2 separate regions of the Homo sapiens genome follow, and region 1 is linked to region 2. Evidence: chromatin contacts called from ENCODE Hi-C or POLR2A ChIA-PET data. All regions are on one chromosome and are shown on one strand. Each heading gives the region's core, a stretch centred on a gene start or an enhancer-like site at or near the end of the contact. The rest is flanking DNA. Distances are from core to core; before and after follow the strand shown.

Evidence for each region. Hi-C counts contacts between places; a loop is a spot of excess contacts on that map. ChIA-PET counts read pairs that join two places held with the same protein, here RNA polymerase II (POLR2A). Pooled maps may share reads with other maps.
Region 1: a loop to region 2 is called in a map of B cell, with 9 times the contacts of the local background. The contact joins the enhancer-like site here to the promoter of CD80 in region 2. A Hi-C loop is called at or near these places in 3 of 168 maps with a recorded cell type or tissue (B cell, Calu3 and K562), 18 of 37 single-sample maps with no recorded cell type and 13 of 50 pooled maps. POLR2A ChIA-PET finds 5 or more read pairs at or near these places in 6 of 52 experiments (B cell, BJ, GM10248 and 3 more).

What each region holds. Positions count from the first base shown.
Region 1 is chr3:119,523,709-119,526,408 of GRCh38, reverse strand. TIMMDC1 (translocase of inner mitochondrial membrane domain containing 1) reads right to left here. Exons shown (of 7, transcript NM_016589.4): 7 at 1,319-2,700. The coding sequence ends at 2,653. CD80 (CD80 molecule) reads left to right here. Exons shown (of 7, transcript NM_005191.4): 7 at 660-2,116. Among named protein-coding and RNA genes, the nearest start is that of TIMMDC1, 27 kb to the right of the region's middle. Within about 2 kb of position 1,313, at least 2 of the 41 ENCODE cell types and tissues checked have a DNase peak (open chromatin) inside an H3K27ac peak, as active enhancers do; they include B cell, where a contact is called at or near this core.
Region 2 is chr3:119,558,221-119,560,920 of GRCh38, reverse strand. CD80 (CD80 molecule) reads left to right here and starts at 1,307. Exons shown (of 7, transcript NM_005191.4): 1 at 1,307-1,481. It overlaps LOC107986118 (a long non-coding RNA gene), which reads right to left and starts at 491. Exons shown (of 2, transcript XR_001740861.2): 1 at 176-491. RefSeq lists enhancers at 1,034-1,083, 1,854-1,913, 2,184-2,343.

The sequences.
Region 1 (2,700 bases), core at 64-2,563, 35 kb after region 2:
TTCTGTCATTATCTACAATTTTCTTGACTTTCTATCTAAAAAGTCTTCTGCTCAGTCTGCTGATACTTCAAAATGAAGCCGTGTACCCAATCTTCTACACAAGGCCTTCTGTGGTCATCTTGTCTAGCTCAAGCAGTTCCACCTCTATAGCACATCTCATACCACCAGCATAGGTTGATTTTCATGTACCACATCTTCCTTCTATCCTTTACTGGACTGTATGTAGGTTTATTGAGAAAAGCAACCATGCCTGAGAGCCCCACACATAGAAGAGTGGCTTGATCAAGCATTTGGTCGTTTGGTAATAGCTGGTAATAACTAAACATTTGCCTGATCGATATTTCATGTGACAAAAATTGCCAGAGTAGTTTTAAGTTCTCTCATAATTCAGCTTTCCCTTCATATTCTTCAGCTATCAAGGTTACTGTGTACAAGCTGGGAATACCCTTGATCTTGAGATTAAAATGTAAATTAAGAGATTAAAATTAAGATCTTATATTTAAAATATATATATATACATATATAATTAAATTATATATACATATATACATATATAATTTAAAAATTATATATGTATAATTTAATATATAAATAAATTTAAGATGTTTTCCTCCTTTGCCAATATAGGGTTTGATGTAATCATTTCTTTGTTTTCTCAGGTCCCACCTCCATTTGCAATTGACCTCTTCTGGGAACTTCCTCAGATGGACAAGATTACCCCACCTTGCCCTTTACGTATCTGCTCTTAGGTGCTTCTTCACTTCAGTTGCTTTGCAGGAAGTGTCTAGAGGAATATGGTGGGCACAGAAGTAGCTCTGGTGACCTTGATCAAGGTGTTTTGAAATGCAGAATTCTTGAGTTCTGGAAGGGACTTTAGAGAATACCAGTGTTATTAATGACAAAGGCACTGAGGCCCAGGGAGGTGACCCGAATTATAAAGGCCAGCGCCAGAACCCAGATTTCCTAACTCTGGTGCTCTTTCCCTTTATCAGTTTGACTGTGGCCTGTTAACTGGTATATACATATATATGTCAGGCAAAGTGCTGCTGGAAGTAGAATTTGTCCAATAACAGGTCAACTTCAGAGACTATCTGATTTCCTAATGTCAGAGTAGAAGATTTTATGCTGCTGTTTACAAAAGCCCAATGTAATGCATAGGAAGTATGGCATGAACATCTTTAGGAGACTAATGGAAATATTATTGGTGTTTACCCAGTATTCCATTTTTTTCATTGTGTTCTCTATTGCTGCTCTCTCACTCCCCCATGAGGTACAGCAGAAAGGAGAACTATCCAAAACTAATTTCCTCTGACATGTAAGACGAATGATTTAGGTACGTCAAAGCAGTAGTCAAGGAGGAAAGGGATAGTCCAAAGACTTAACTGGTTCATATTGGACTGATAATCTCTTTAAATGGCTTTATGCTAGTTTGACCTCATTTGTAAAATATTTATGAGAAAGTTCTCATTTAAAATGAGATCGTTGTTTACAGTGTATGTACTAAGCAGTAAGCTATCTTCAAATGTCTAAGGTAGTAACTTTCCATAGGGCCTCCTTAGATCCCTAAGATGGCTTTTTCTCCTTGGTATTTCTGGGTCTTTCTGACATCAGCAGAGAACTGGAAAGACATAGCCAACTGCTGTTCATGTTACTCATGACTCCTTTCTCTAAAACTGCCTTCCACAATTCACTAGACCAGAAGTGGACGCAACTTAAGCTGGGATAATCACATTATCATCTGAAAATCTGGAGTTGAACAGCAAAAGAAGACAACATTTCTCAAATGCACATCTCATGGCAGCTAAGCCACATGGCTGGGATTTAAAGCCTTTAGAGCCAGCCCATGGCTTTAGCTACCTCACTATGCTGCTTCACAAACCTTGCTCCTGTGTAAAACTATATTCTCAGTGTAGGGCAGAGAGGTCTAACACCAACATAAGGTACTAGCAGTGTTTCCCGTATTGACAGGAATACTTAACTCAATAATTCTTTTCTTTTCCATTTAGTAACAGTTGTGATGACTATGTTTCTATTCTAAGTAATTCCTGTATTCTACAGCAGATACTTTGTCAGCAATACTAAGGGAAGAAACAAAGTTGAACCGTTTCTTTAATAATGCTGATCTACTTTTTGTTGAATTTGTATTTTATTTCAAGTGTCAAAGAAATCATCTTTGTTTATTTAGATGAAACCAAACACTACACATTTACACTCACACTGCTTCCAGGACCCAAGGGTTTCACAGACCATTTGCCTACCTGGTTCTTTCCTCTCCTCTTTCCAGTGATTTCTAGAATACCCTTTCAAAGGACCACATGAATATACGAACTGTAAAATTCAACTTTAATCTTTTGCGAAATGTTTTATTTACTGCTTAAAATCTAGGTGGGTGGATATATTCATGTATGCATATATTGATAGATTAATACAAACATAAGTATGTATTTAAATTTAAGGATAAGTAAAGTGAGAGTACAACAGCCCCATTCTTAGTTAAAAAGAAAAGAAAAAGACAAGAGCAAGCCACTGCCACCACAGGTACCAGCACTTAAATTTGTCAGCAGGCTGACCAAAGAGTGGCCTGTCTGTTGGCATTCATCGGACATGGCAGCTCCCTTCAGCTCTCCAGTGAGTTTCAAGTTCAGAGCACTTTCAGTCCTTGTCTTGTTTATCTATTACTGAAGGGTTTCTAGGAAGGTT
Region 2 (2,700 bases), core at 58-2,557:
TGTATTTCTTTGCTCTTTTAAGTTGACATCTATAACTTTCTATTACTTTAAATACCTGGAAAAAAAATCACTTCCAGTGCATTGTAATAATGTATCAAGTAGAAGTGGCTAAAATCAGTGAAAACATTTCTTTGATCTGAATAAATGTTCAAGAAAATAGAAAACATGAACTTACCTCCAATCTATGTTCCCTTTACTTGAAAATGTAATGTTGATCTACTAGAGGTAAGGCAGGAATTGTCACATCCATATTCCTTGCAACTATTCAAAATATGCATCTGAGACCAGAACAAGACACAGGTGAAGAAGGGTGCTCACTAGGCCCCTTCTGCCAATACAGAAGGAGACAGTGCAGTGGAGTCCTTTCATAGCAAGTTCTGCCTTCATGATTTCCAAAGCTTCAGTATTCCAAATCTCAGGTGAATAGGGTGGTATCCACTAAGCTCTGCCACAAACTTGTTGCTGAGATGAAGGAAGCCGCCGCTGTAGTCAGTATTTCTCACCCACACGGTTTGCTCTCTTTCTGGCTGGTGTGGGAAGGATGGCGTCTTTTTTTTTTTTTTTTTTTTGAGATGGAGTCTTGCTCTGTTACCCAAGCTGGATTGTAGTGTTGTGATCTCGGCTCACTGCAACCCATGCAAGGTGCTGTCAGGTTCCACCTGTGCAAACAAGTACACTGGTCCAGCATGGGTCAGCTGCTCACTCACAGGGGCTCCAGAATCCTACAAAGGGACACACAGGGGTGGGTGGCAACCTAGTTGGAAATGGGAGTGATGGGCATGACTAAAGTCTTCCTCATCCCACCAGAGGCGCACTCAACTGTGGCTAGGGTGACCAGAATTCACTGTCCAGCGTGGCTGGCAGGAGCCCACTCTCTGAAGATGGTGGGATTCAGAGGTGGGAGTAGAGTTGGGTGGTCCTGTGAGCTGAGCACTCTCCCAAAAGTGTCCCCTACATATGAGGTTGACAGCTTATTCCTGCAGGGACTCAGGAGTAACTCTGGGTGCTAAAACAAAACTTGAGACCAGCACAGAAACAGCCAGCCCATGAAGCTGGCCTCCCATCACACAGCAAGGCTAGCCAGATGCCCCTCACTCTTCTCGGGCACCATTCTTCTCCTCCCCTAGGCCGCCTGGTGCTCGTGGTGTTTCATGTTTGTTAGTCCATGCACGGTGGTGAGGGAGGCTGCTGTGTGATTTGCCCCAGCCACAGCCTCTACAAAAGCAACTAGAAGAAGACGGCAGCAGAGGGCGCTTCTTCAAACACCCTGTCCAACTCCTGGCACTGACAAGTACTGAGTGAACTCAAACCCTCTGTAAAGTAACAGAAGTTAGAAGGGGAAATGTCGCCTCTCTGAAGATTACCCAAAGAAAAAGTGATTTGTCATTGCTTTATAGACTGTAAGAAGAGAACATCTCAGAAGTGGAGTCTTACCCTGAAATCAAAGGATTTAAAGAAAAAGTGGAATTTTTCTTCAGCAAGTAAGTACATTTACTATTATCTTACTATGGGATAGCTTGGTAGAACTAGTTACCAGCAACCTCACTGCTTTTTAAACAAACAATACCTCTGCTACCACCTCCTGGATCCAGGCTTGCCCTCAAAGGAACCCTTAGGGTCTCATTCCCACAGGAGGCTGTGGCTTCCCGACATATTTGGAGCATCATAGTGAGAATTGTGGCCCATTATTTTAAAATATCCTAGATCCTAGCAAATATTGTTTTTGTGGGCCGTATTTGAATTTCTCAAGCCAGTAAAATTCTAGTGAAAGTGGGAAAATCGCTTGAGCTCGGGAGGTTGAGACTGTGGTGAGCTATGGTCACGCCACTGCACTCTAGCCTGTGTGACAGAGCAAGATTCTATCTTAAGAAAAACAAATTCTGGTGAATAAGTCTCTTTTAACTAATCCTGTCTAAAATGGATGATGGCTAATAAAACAATATGGCGTGGCTGGAACTCTAGCTCTAGGGTGGTCTCCAAAGAGGACACTCAAGCATTCTCTGAGCAGCACGGGGCTGTGTCCTGGTAGCAGCCTGAAGGGGTGACAGTGGAGCACAGTGTTTATTTTCATTTCTCAATTTTGACATATTTACTGGAAAAATTAATCCCTAGCCACCTCACATGACAGTACATAATTTTTTTTTTTTTTTTTTTTGAGATGGAGTCTCACTCTGTCGCCTAGGCTGGAGTGCAGTGTTGCAATCATCTTGGCTCACTGCAGCCTCCACCTCCTGGATTCAAGCAATTCTCGTGCCTCAGCCTCCCAAGTGGCTGGGATTACAGGCACCCACCACCACACCTGGCTAATTTTTGTATTTTTGGTAGAAATGGGGTTTTGCCATGTTGGCCAGGCTGGTCTGGAACTCCTGGCCTCAAGTAATCCGCCCACCTCAGCCTCCCAAAGTGCTGGGATTACAGGCGTGAGCCACCACGCCTGGCCCTGGAGTACATAATTTTGATAAGTAACGTCTGCAGTGTCTTTTTTTCCCTCCCTTTTTATGGATAGACTTTTCTGGTTATTGAGATCTCATACCCCTTTATGATATATTATTTGAGTAGAGGGTTTAAAGAATTGAGATACTTGTTTTCTTATGTTAATATGTCAAGAAAGAAGTTGTTTCATAACTTAGGTCCTGCCTTGGACAAAATACACCCTTACTGTCTGCTCTATGTTTCTTGGTATGTTCAGAAGAGGATTTG